Linked DNA regions of Homo sapiens: all the other regions are linked to region 1. A link is a contact called in ENCODE Hi-C or POLR2A ChIA-PET data. All regions are on one chromosome and are shown on one strand. The core of a region is the stretch at or near the end of the contact, and the rest is flanking DNA. Distances in the headings are between cores, read along the strand shown.

Evidence for each region. A loop is a pair of places that touch in the nucleus more often than their neighbours do. ChIA-PET counts read pairs that join two places held with the same protein, here RNA polymerase II (POLR2A). Pooled maps may share reads with other maps.
Region 2: a pooled map shows a loop between it and region 1 (8-fold over the local background). The contact joins two enhancer-like sites. A Hi-C loop is called at or near these places in 5 of 37 single-sample maps with no recorded cell type and 7 of 50 pooled maps. POLR2A ChIA-PET finds 5 or more read pairs at or near these places in 2 of 52 experiments (Panc1 and activated CD4-positive, alpha-beta T cell).
Region 3: a map with no recorded cell type shows a loop between it and region 1 (10-fold over the local background). The contact joins two enhancer-like sites. A Hi-C loop is called at or near these places in 6 of 37 single-sample maps with no recorded cell type and 5 of 50 pooled maps. POLR2A ChIA-PET finds 5 or more read pairs at or near these places in 2 of 52 experiments (OCI-LY7 and Panc1).

The regions. Positions count from the first base shown.
Region 1 is chr3:71,086,046-71,089,824 of GRCh38, forward strand. All of the region lies in intron 7 of FOXP1 (forkhead box P1), which reads right to left. LOC124906247 (a long non-coding RNA gene) reads left to right here. Exons shown (of 2, transcript XR_007095956.1): 2 at 1-2,670. Among named protein-coding and RNA genes, the nearest start is that of FOXP1-AS1, 200 kb to the right of the region's middle. RefSeq lists an enhancer at 1,799-1,898. Within about 2 kb of position 1,311, at least 7 of the 41 ENCODE cell types and tissues checked have a DNase peak (open chromatin) inside an H3K27ac peak, as active enhancers do; they include OCI-LY7, where a contact is called at or near this core.
Region 2 is chr3:71,546,713-71,550,484 of GRCh38, forward strand. The region is part of intron 2 of FOXP1 (forkhead box P1); the gene reads right to left. Among named protein-coding and RNA genes, the nearest start is that of MIR1284, 6.5 kb to the left of the region's middle. Within about 2 kb of position 1,304, at least 2 of the 41 ENCODE cell types and tissues checked have a DNase peak (open chromatin) inside an H3K27ac peak, as active enhancers do.
Region 3 is chr3:71,561,933-71,566,124 of GRCh38, forward strand. All of the region lies in intron 2 of FOXP1 (forkhead box P1), which reads right to left. Among named protein-coding and RNA genes, the nearest start is that of FOXP1, 20 kb to the right of the region's middle. Within about 2 kb of position 2,584, at least 5 of the 41 ENCODE cell types and tissues checked have a DNase peak (open chromatin) inside an H3K27ac peak, as active enhancers do; they include OCI-LY7, where a contact is called at or near this core.

The DNA of each region.
Region 1 (3,779 bases), core at 61-2,560:
GAAACAAAGTTTTCTATTTTGCCCAAGGTCATGGTGGCAGGTCACGATTCAAACATGAATCCTTTGTTTCTAAAGCCTAAAGAGACTCAGGATGACATGGCTGAAAATTCTAGCATTGGAACTGCAAATATCGGATTGAAATCCATCACAACTGTATTCTTTGTAGCTGCAAACCTGAAACCAGTGTCTCATGTTGACAACTGGCCTTGCCCATGTTTTGTCCTTGGCCAAGGGGCAAAAAGAAAGCTCTGCCCTCTTTCAGACTGTGCCCATTACAGTTCTAGCTTACTTATCTAGGACTGCTAGTTAATTTCATATTAAGGAAATCTGTGAGCATCCCATGAAAGGGGATCTTCTCTCGTTCTTGCTTATGTGACAACAACATATACAAACATCATTATTATGCAATGTACCGGGGGGAAAGGGAGCACATTTGATAAATGTCATGATAATTTTATTCTTCGGGAATCTAAAATTGCTGTTGCCTTTTCTAATCTCCAGTGTCTCTAGCTGGTCCAGAGATAACGGCTCCCATCCCAGGCTAGAGACTCCATCTCTAATTTCCCCAAGTCTGTCAATGAGAGGCAGGGACTGAAATCCCAAGTTCTGTCTCACCGGATATTTTCCAGGAATGCCTCTCTTCCAAATCATCAGCGACATTTAACATGACCCTGAGCAGCAAACTTCTGCCCCAGAGGAAAGCAGAAAACCAATTTATGTAAAATTAAAAGCGATTTGCTTGATCCATCACTTGCTTCCACTCCCGTCCCACTTTCAACTGCAACACATTCAGCTGGAATTACAGGCTACCTCTTCGTCCTGCACTGGGGCATAGAATCTATCTATGCACAACCATGGAGAACAAACATTACAGAGAAAATAATGACTTTGGAAGCACCAGGCACCCTACCCAAACACAAGCTACATGTGTGTTCACAGATGGAAACTAACGGCTGTTTACCCTGAAGGCCCCATAAGAAAAATGCAGTCACCATAACAGTAAAATGCAACTTACTATTCAACATGAAACAAAGTGAGATAAAGAGAGGGCTAGGGACTGAATTCCAACAAAGAGCTCTTATAGTACCTTGGATTTCCTCGGGACAGTCCACACCATTCAAGAGCTGTGCAGGCCCTGAAGAGGTGAGCTGCACAACTGATGAGATCAAAAGACCAAGGCAGGAAAAGGGTTGCAGGTTAGCTCAGTTCTTTGTTGGGTGGGTCAGAGAACAGAACTCATGTGACATCATTTTGTGTCTTGCTCTGGAGGTGCACTTAGCAAAGCCAGAAATCCAATGTTAATTGATCAAACAACGACAACAAAATACCGGTTTTGTCTGGCAAAGGATTATGCAACATATTGATGTAAACGGCATCGAGCCGCATCAGAGGTACTCTGACCATTTCCTTGATGCAACAAATAAGGGCACGCATTCCTTGTCAGTGCATCACAAAATGACAACAAAAGTCATCCAAGGTTTCCTGTTGAGAGATGCCAGCTGGTATTGACAAAGGCTTAAGAGTGTCTTTCTCAGACCTCTGTGGTTTAGCACTTTGTCAAAACAGGATACTATTTAAATTAAAAATTTACTGATTCAAGTTCAGAAAAACCCTGCTTTGCTGTTTTTATAACCAAATTTGTGGGTGGGGAAACTTTGACCTTTATTTTTTCTTTTTTTATGACACCTTATATGGGTCTGAGAAGGTACTATATTTAGCAGGCTAGATTTGAGAACTAAGGTGTCTAAGCAAGATGACTATCACTTTCTATGAATTACTGTACATGTGAAATCATGGGCTTGTTATATTATGCAAAAGCGACTCATGTGAAACAAACAAAAATACCTGTTTGCATGTATAAGTTTTGTAAAATCTTTGTGGGGAGAGAAAGGGGAAATACACACTAGACTAGGCCACGGCATAATGTACCTCCCATGTGAATCTGGCTTAGTGTGCAAATGTATGTTTTCAGAGAAGGCTAAGCCAGGGCTGTAAGACTATGGTCAAAAAAGCAAAGCTGACGGTCAACCATAAGCAGTGCAGTGGTGAGAACCAAGATGCTGGGGAATAGATGGAGTCTCTGGAAATTGCGAAAGAGCAACCAAGCTTGTTTCTGATTGGGGGCTCTTAAACTTGCTCTTCCCCGAACCTGAAACTTTCTTCCCTAGATAGACGCAAGACTCAGTCCCTCACTCAGTCAAGGTCTCTACTCAAAGACCATTTCCTCAGAGTCCTTCCCTGGCCAGCCAGTCAAACATGGGACTGTCATCACCACGGTGTTTATCTTAATCTACTTTGTTTTCTTACAGATTTCATCGTCACACAACATGTGGTGATACATTGTTTTGTTTTTTGTTTTTTTTTTTTTGGCTTACCAGTTTAATGTCCCATAAGAATGTAATCTCCCGGCTGCTTTCTCTGCTGCTCACTCTAGGTGCCTCACTCTAGGTGTCTAGGTCAACACAACCACCCAATAATTTGTCAGATGTTTGTTGAACAGGGAATCTCATGAACAGTCTATTTGAGTTGCGTAAAGGATCTCATTATTTTTCTTGAACTTTCACCTGTCTAGCTAACTATTTATGGGAAAGGTACTAACAAAGTCATTCCAATGATGTCAAAGACTTCTGAGACACCAGAGATGCAGTTAGATATAAATATTAAACTACTTATTTTGCCTTAAAATCACTCTGAGATTATCTTTGAAGGTCTTACAGCTTTGAGAATATGCAACTTCCCATTGTTTAGGGGGAAACGCTGGAGGAAATTTGCATAATTTGAGAAAGAAATCGAACTCACCAAATACCTTAGTGCAGTTCATCTCTTTTGTCAATCTCTCTTTCTTATTAGTACAGGCAAATCTTTTAGTGAAGTGAATAATACTTTGGCCAATGACCTTACGCCAAGAGTACACCAGTGCTCAGGTCACATTTTGACCTTTCTTCCATCCAACATAGCTGAAGGATATGACACTTTATAAACAATTACACTGACTTGCTCTTACTCTGATTCTAAATAGGGCTAATGAGGAGGTTGGAATCAGTGGCACCCAACCTCCGAAACAAGCCCCAAAGATTCTCACCATTTGGTATTCATGCCTTGGATAGTACCTTCCAACACCATGTCAGGGCCGGTCTCTGTGACCAATAAATATGGCAGAAGTAATGGTATGTGATTTCCAAGGCTAGGTCACAACTTGGATCACTCTGGGAAAAGCCAGCTGCCACATCACAAGGGCACTGAAGTCACACTATGGAGAGGTCCACAGCCTGAGAACTTGAGGCCTCCTGCTGACAGCCATGTGAGCGAGCCATCTTGGAAGCGGCTCCCCTAGCCCCAATCATGCCCCAGCCTCACATTTTGACTGCAATCTCATGAGATGCTATGAGCCTGAACCACCCAGCTAAGCCACTCCCCTATCTCTGACTCACAGAAAGTGTGTAAAAGAATAAATGTTTAAACTGTAAGACACTAAGGTTTGGAGTAAATAACAGAGTTATCCAAATCTGATCATGAGGGCAGTTGCATGTCATCTGGCTTGCACACACTTTCTTCCTGCAGGAACACTCTTCCCTGCCCCATCCTTGCCACATGGGGATCACTACTACCCACAGTCCTAGTTAAGAAAGAGGAACTCTAATTTTCACAAGGCAGCCAGTTTAAAAAGACATCAGTCTATAATCAGGGTACAAAGATACAAAGAAATCAAGAATTCCAAAATGCCTGGGCTCTAGCTGGGCCACTATAGCGTGCTGTTGCCTTTGAGACTCTGAGGTGAA
Region 2 (3,772 bases), core at 54-2,553, 460 kb after region 1:
CTCATTTCTAAGAGGCTCCTGGACAGTGAAGTCAGGGAGCTGCCTAGCCTCTGCAGCCCACTCTAAACGGACGATGATTTGCTGATGGTGATTTCTCCTGCAAGGACTACCCAGAGCCACTAATGGAGGCAAGCGCTGGCTTGTTGCTTGAGCTTTCATCTGAAAATAAAACTGAAGGGTCAATTTTCATCATGAGCTTGAGAAAAGAAGGAAATTGCAAAGAAAGGAAGGGGAGAGAGACAGAGACACAGAGAGGAAGAGAGAAAGGAAGGAAGGCAATTGCTTGCTACGAAGACAAAACAAATTGTGAAATCTAGAAATAAATACTCAGGGCTGAATTCTAACACAACTGTCACTGCTGTCAGTTTTAGGAAATAAAACTCTTATGAAATACAAAAAGGTTCAAGGGGGAATTCAATCTATCTGAGTTTTACATAAACTAAAAATTACAGGTTTCTGAAACAGTTGGGATTAGCATTCTTCTTAGGTAGTTTAGGAAAGGTTACCCTTTCCTCCCCTTCATTTTAACACTGTGAGGGGTCTGCCTGCCTACCAAAATGCAACCAGTGCAGCCCCAACCACCAGATCAAGGAACAAACAGTGCAGGACTAGACAGCAGGTTTGTGGAAACCCAGCAAGAACGCTCTTCTTTGAGGAAAGGAGGGCTTGGCAGGTAAACAACCATATCAGGCCTTATCCAAAAAGAAGGTAGAGGTGGGGCCTCTAGGGCGAGGCCCAGATGGTCTCCACGGATTGCTGTGCTCCTTTGGGCCCCGTTTGACCTCTTTTTAAAGGGCTCTGAATACCACTAGGGAACCAATGTCACCCAGCAAGGGCCACTCAGAGCCACACTTAAGGGGCAATGCATGTATTTTCTTCCTTCTATGACATTAGAAGGCAACTTGCTGTTCTTGGGGCCCAAGGCAGAGAAGAATGTGAACACACAAAGTTCTTGTAGAGAATTAGTCCTGGCACAATTACCTAATGGCCTCTTCAACCAAACACCTGGTTGGCTACTTATCAGTAGCAACCCTATAAGCAACCCATTCCAGCAAGGTCCAGAGAGAAGAGAGGACAGCTGTGACTATTCAATCCTTTGGTGGTCATCATCACCTCCCATATTTATGAGGCCTTTTGGCCACAATGGTCTGAGCTCTTGTTGTGTACATCTTTATTAGTTGGAAGAAAAGGTCTAAGGTTTCTTTCCCAACTCAGAGAAGTCCTCTTAAACCAAACTGACTTAGCCAGCCCCAGGTCAGTACAAACAGTCAATTTCATAAGAGGACAAAGGGCTTTGGAAAAGAAGTGAACAGAGAGAGAGGATGAGGCAATCTGCAGTTCCTCTTTGGCTGGGGCCTCTCAATGGGGCCTCATTCTTTGTCTCAAAGATAGACAGGAATTCCAGCATGGACAACACCCCCAAGTTTAAATATACCTTTGAAAATGTGGGTGACTGGCAGATTATTGTAAACCACTGATCATCACCATTAATGTGGGTGTTTTAAAAAGTTGGCCCTATGAATGGAGGTTGAATGCAAGATCCAGCTCTAGTTTAAAACTAAACACACACATACACAAATACACACACACACAAATAGCGTAAGTTTATATGTTGGTTATTTTTCTCCCAAACAGCCTCATAACAGTCTAGCATAATTCAACGTATTTCCTGTCCCCCTTCCTCAACTGTTTTTGTTTTTGTTTTTATTTTAAGACAGGGTCTTGTACCGTCACCCAGGCTGGAGTGCAGTGGCACTCTCACGGCTTGATGCAACCTCAACCGTCAGGACTCAAGCAATCCTCCTGCCTCAGCCTCCCAAGTACTATAGGTGTGAGCCACCACACCCAGCTAATTGTTGTATTTTTGGTAGAGATGGGGTTTCACCATGTTGCCCAGGCTGGTCTCAAACTCCTGAGCTCAGACACTCCTCCTGCCTTGGCCTTCCAAGGTGCTGAGATTACAGGTGTGAGTCACCGCACACAACCCCATTTCTTTTTTATTTATTCCTTCCTCTCTATTCCCCAGCCCCCTGAAACCAGACTTGGCCTTTACCCCCCCAAAAGAAATGAGATGAAGTCAAAATAAAAAGACAAAGCTAATACTAATAAGAATCACTAATATTTCATCAGCATGTGCTATGTAAAAAGTAGTCAGCATTTTGTTTATACTGTATTGACTCATTTAGTCAAAGCAGGACCATGATGAGGTAAATATTGCCATTTTACAGATTTAGGAACTAAGGCGGTGTGTTTAAATAACATATCCAAGGTTAATAAGAGGCAGAGCTGGGATTCAAACTCAGGAACGTTAACCACTGCACAACACTGCCTCAAAGGTGTATTAACCCAAAGAAGTTAATTGTTGACTTCTGAGCTGCTAAGGGCCCACCAGTTGGTTATATATTGGGTTTTCAAGGTTAATATTAACTTAATGAGACTTATGCACTGACTCTATATATGATGCAACTCAACTCTTAGCAACATACTGAGCATACACCACTTAGAACTAACACAACCGAAAGAATGATAAATTAAATAACCTTCTCCCCTACCTAGTGTTTCTTTCATGGCAACAGTTCAGTCGCTGGGGTTTTCCCTCATCTCTAACTTCTCTACTGAGTAAAGGCACATGTTTTTAGACTCCAAAATACATATACTTTATTATTTAAAAAAATTTTTTGAGATGGAGTCACACTCTGTTGCCCAGGCTGGAATACAGTGGCACAATCTCGGCTCACTGCAACCTCCACCTCCCAGGTTCAAGCGATTCTCCTGCCTCAGCCTCCCAGGCAGCTGGGATCACAGGCATACACCATCACACCTGGATAATTTTTGTGTTTTTAGTAGAGATGGGATTTCACCATGTTGCACAGGCTGGTCTTGAACTTCTGGCCTCAGGCGATCCACCCACCTAGGCCTCCCAAAGTACTGGGATTACAGGCATGAGCCACCACACCTAGCCCAAAACATATATATTTTAATAAAACATATCTCAAATATTTCAGTTCACAGGTTAGATATAATGGGAACAAAACTGTCTCAATTTCAACTGTAACATCAAATCATCACATGAACTGAGACTTGCTGAAAGCCCTTGAGGATGGAAGAAATGGTAAATTATATTACAGAATACTCTAATGCTGGGAGTAAAAAAAAAAAAAAAAAAAAAAAAAACGCTCTCTGGTAAACTTTTAATTTTTTTAGGCCTCTTTATATTTAGAACATGCCTTTCTAAAATTTGAAGCTAAGCATATGTCAAAAAATTTTTTTTCAAAGAACCTTATTTTTAAAACTATAACTACAAATGTCAGACAAGTTCATTGTATAAAAGTACTGCAAACAGTATAGCATAAATAAATCAAAAGCAAGTGTGTGCCCCACTCACCCTCCCGCCTCCAGCCCTAACACAGTTTATTCTTCAGAAGTAGCCACATCATTGGAGTTGGCGATGGTACAAAGCGGGGAGAGGAGGAAGCCTGTGGAGACTTAGCTCTCTCATCTCCATGATCCCCACCTGCCCCCAAGTAAAACGATTATAAATCACATAGCAAAGCTGGTTGAGAGCACAAACCCTTCAACAAAACCACGTAGGTCTCAATCCTACCTATTCCACTTATCCGCTGTTGACCGTGAGCTAATATGTTATATAACCGCTCCGTGCCTCAGTTTCCACATCTGCAAAATGAGGATAACAGGAGTTCTTATCTCACTGAGGCCTGGTGACAGATAAATTACACAAACTAATATTTATAAAAACAATTAAAATCATACT
Region 3 (4,192 bases), core at 1,334-3,833, 480 kb after region 1:
AAACATTTTTCATCTTCTACTTGCAAAGCCAAGGGCTGATTCTAGACCACTACAAAGTACTTCCATATGTCTCCATCCTAGACAAAAAGGAAAAAGGGCCAAGCATGGAGGCCTGATGATAGGAGTTTGGGTTTAAAACCAAGACTCTCCAACCAAGTCTCAGTCTTGGGCTTCTATCCTCCGAGCTGTCAAGAAATGGAGGGATATGAAAGAACTCTACATGAGTCCTCCCAATGGTTGTTTCTGCCTGGACAGGGAGCAATGATAATCACTGTGGGCATAATAAGGGCAACCACAGTAGTGCCTATGATTTATTGAGGGCTCCTTATGTTCTAGGCCTTCTGCCCTGTTCCAAGTAAATTACATACATTAACTTACCTAATCTTCACCACCAGCCTTACGCAGCAGGTGCTATCATACCATTTTGTGGGTAAGAAAACTGAAGCACAGAAATGTTAATAGCTTGTCTAAGGGTCATGCGGCTTGTCAGTGGCCAGGCTGGGGATGTGAACCAGACTCTGGCTCAGTATCTACTGAACTATGTGTTGGGCTGGATTCTTGACTAGGCACAATGAACTACTGCCTTTAACCAACAGAGTCATAAGCGCTAATATTATTGACCTTTCACTGAGGGCTTAGGATATGACAGACACTGGGCATCATGTGAATTATCCTTACAACAACCCAGACAGGTACCTATTATCAACAACAAAATCATTTTACAGAAGAGTAAACTGAGGCTAAGAAATTGACCCAAGGTCACCCAAATACTAAGGGACCACACTGAGGCTCAGTTCTATTTTGTCTGCTTCAGAGATGATACATGTCAGGAATAGAATAATTTGGTTTTTCTATTAGTGGAACTGGATCTTTCTTGGGTCTTACTCAAATAAGAAGTTGAGCAAAGACTTCTGGGCCCAACAGATACATAATCTGGACTTCCTGGGCCCATTCCTTTGTCTCTATTTTATTTGGTATTCCCTCCCACTCATGCAATCGCTCCCTGTTCTCATCCCTTCCTTTAAGAGCAATGGGAAGAGAAGCATTGTGCCCCTAGCAAGTGCCCTTCCAGGAAAATACAGAATGTGAGCCTGCTGAGGTTGGAGAGATGAATGAGGAGCCAGGCTGGCCATGCAAGGCAAAGTGGGAGCAAACTGCAGAGGGGTGTGTGTATGTGTATGTGTGTGACTGTGGCCAGGGAGTGGCTGGGGAGGAGCAAGCTGAAGGAAAAGGAACAACATCCTGGCTCAGTGGAGCCCTAGGGGAGAGATGCAAAAGCTCTGGCTACTCTATGGGGTGCAGTAGGTTGTTTCAGATGCTTTCTTACTAAAAGCAAGACATAGATGGGCATCTTGTACATATGACCCACTTCTGAGTTTAACAAAAAAGGGCACATGGAGAGGCCCCCTAGGATGGCAGACCAAGCTGGGCAAATTTTATTCAACTCAATGCATGTCTAAGGGCTCAGTGCATGCAAAGATCGGCAACTGGCTGAGAACAGAGTCACCTTACCTACCGCAAAGGCAAAGCAACTGTGGGTTCTCTCTAAATCCTTCAGGACAAAGAACCAAAGTAAGTCTTAAGGACAATGCTTTATTTAGATATAACCACCGGGCTGTGAGAATATTTAAACATTTGGAAAACTTTGTATTGTAGCCATGAAAATGTGGTATTCTAGTCTTGGGTCTTCAATATGTAAATTTTTCTACATTTCAGAATATGAGGATATATGTAACACAGTCTCAAACCCAGAGGAGACTTTGTAACTCTATAAACAGGGTGTGAATTCACTTATTAAAGATATTTTCCTTGCACCCAAGGTGGAACGTCAAAGACAATGTGACCAAATGACAACTGCAATCCTGTGCCACTCGACAAGTAAAACCGTGTTTTCAACACTGTCTCAAAAAATGAGGGCTTTCCTCTCTCTCACCTTTCCTAAGGAGCTGGGCAAGCTGGTGCCAAACTGCCGTATGACTTCATCTCTGAAATCTGAATGGCACGTGTGAATACCCACAGTATGCCAGATTATCAGTAAGGTGATAATGCTTGTATATTATACCTGCTTGGCACCATTTGAATGAGGTTCCCTCAGGCCACTTAAGGTTTCACTTCCTGTTACTTGCACCTGCACTAATTTCAGAAGCAAATAAAAAACCCAGCAAAACCGTATTTTAGGACCTTATTCAAAAGCAAACAGACAAAAACCAAAGCAAGTCAACACAAACCCCAAAACACAGCAATAAGGTAATTAACCTGATGTTCCAAAGCTCATGCCACATATACAAGGTAGGCTTCCTTCAGTTTTTTCGTAATCTTTGCAAAGTTCTCATCCGTTATCTGCCTTGGCTATTTAATGTGACTTTTAACCAATAACGATACAATAGTAATAATCAGAAAAGCTAACATATATAAAGCTCCTGTATTTGCCAGGCACCCTGTGTCACATTCCACATGGATTATCTCATTTAATCCACCGAACAAATTGATGAGGTAAGTTCTTTATTCTGTCCTTTTAAACCCACACAAACATACACACACATTTATGGAAGATCAAGGTAAATCAGAAAGGTTAATAAGCTTTGAGTCACCCAACAAGTGTTAAAAGTCTCTGGTTGGCCGACCTTGAGTCGCTGCCCGTAACTACCACGTTGCAGTGTGACTGACACACATGACCACATTGGATGAGGATTTGGTTACACCCTTGGCCAGTGATGCAGGCTGAGATTAGCAACACTCTTTATCCCTGGAGTTAAATGTCAATTACAGAGTTTTCTTAAAAATTATTTGTAAGTGGGAATTTATATTTCAGTGGACGGGCAGACAATCATTTTGGGGAAGTTATTTCCATAACATTTTTGGAGGATGGAAATTGAAAAGAGAAAGAAAATAAATCAAATCATTACAGGCAGTGGCTCAGGCCTGTAATCTCAGCACTTTGGGAGGCTGAGGTGGGTGGATCACCTGAGGTCAGGAGTTCAAGACCAGCCAGGCCAACATGCTGAAATTCCGTCTCTATTAAAAATACAAAAATTAGCAGGGCGTGGTGGTACACGCCTGTAGTCTCAGAGGCAGGAGAATCTCTTGAACCCGGGAGGCGAGGTTGCAGGGAGCCGAGATCGCACCACTGCACTCCAGCCTGGGCGACAGAGCAAGACTTTGTCTCAAAGAAAAAAGAAAAATGAAAGAAGTCAAATCATCCACTGAGGAGTTAGGGGCTATACAGATACCAATGTCTTCTGTCAATTTGTCCATAGTGGAGTGTTAGGGGTTAAAAAAAGGATGAGAAATGATGGCTTCACGGGCTTCAGACTACCAGACCACATTAACCCACGGGCAGGCCTTCTATAGGGATACCAGGCACACTGCAGCAGGAAGGCAACATTCCTTATTGGTACCTTTGAAACAGTACTTTATTGTTAGGATATTTTATTTTGGTTGTTACCAATTCGTTGTGTAAAACTCGTTGGGTAAGAGAGAGTCTCTGCTAAATACACATATTTGGTGGCAGTGATGGGGGGGGAGCTAAACAGACTCTTAATAAGAAATTCAAATCAAGAATTACTCAAGACGACACCTGCCTTCTGGCCTAATGGAAAAATCAATCTGTCAGGTCTTAATTAAGTGCTCAGGCTAGAAAGAAAAAGCGGCAGCTTATACTTGGTATAGTACCTAGTATATTTTCGGTAGTCAAAATGTAACTAAAAGCCGTATTTGTTGCAGAAATGGTAACTATGCATAAAGATGGCCCATTTGATCCTGGGCGGCCATCTATTTAGTAAATAAAAGGTTGAAGCAGATGAATCTCATAAGCTTGTTGACAAAGATCTCTACGCATAATGATGTTGGGTTTGGATGTTTAAATGATGTTTGTATTAGAATGCCCAACTGAGGATGTCCAAAAATAAGGTAGGGGGTAACGCTGGGTGATCACAGAGCAATACTTTCTGCCCCAGAAGTCATTTGGGGTCGATAAAGGAGTACATGAGAGAAGAGGTGAACAAATGAGATATAAATAAATCAACGAGTGAATCAGTCAATAAATGAACACAGATCCATGTGTTACTTCCACAATGGCCAAGGAAACAACCAATTCTCCACTCTATTGTGTATAATCTCCCAAAAGCGCACAGGTATATGAACATCCACATCTCTCACTGACCACCATGACAGCAGTTAAAGATTCTGCCCG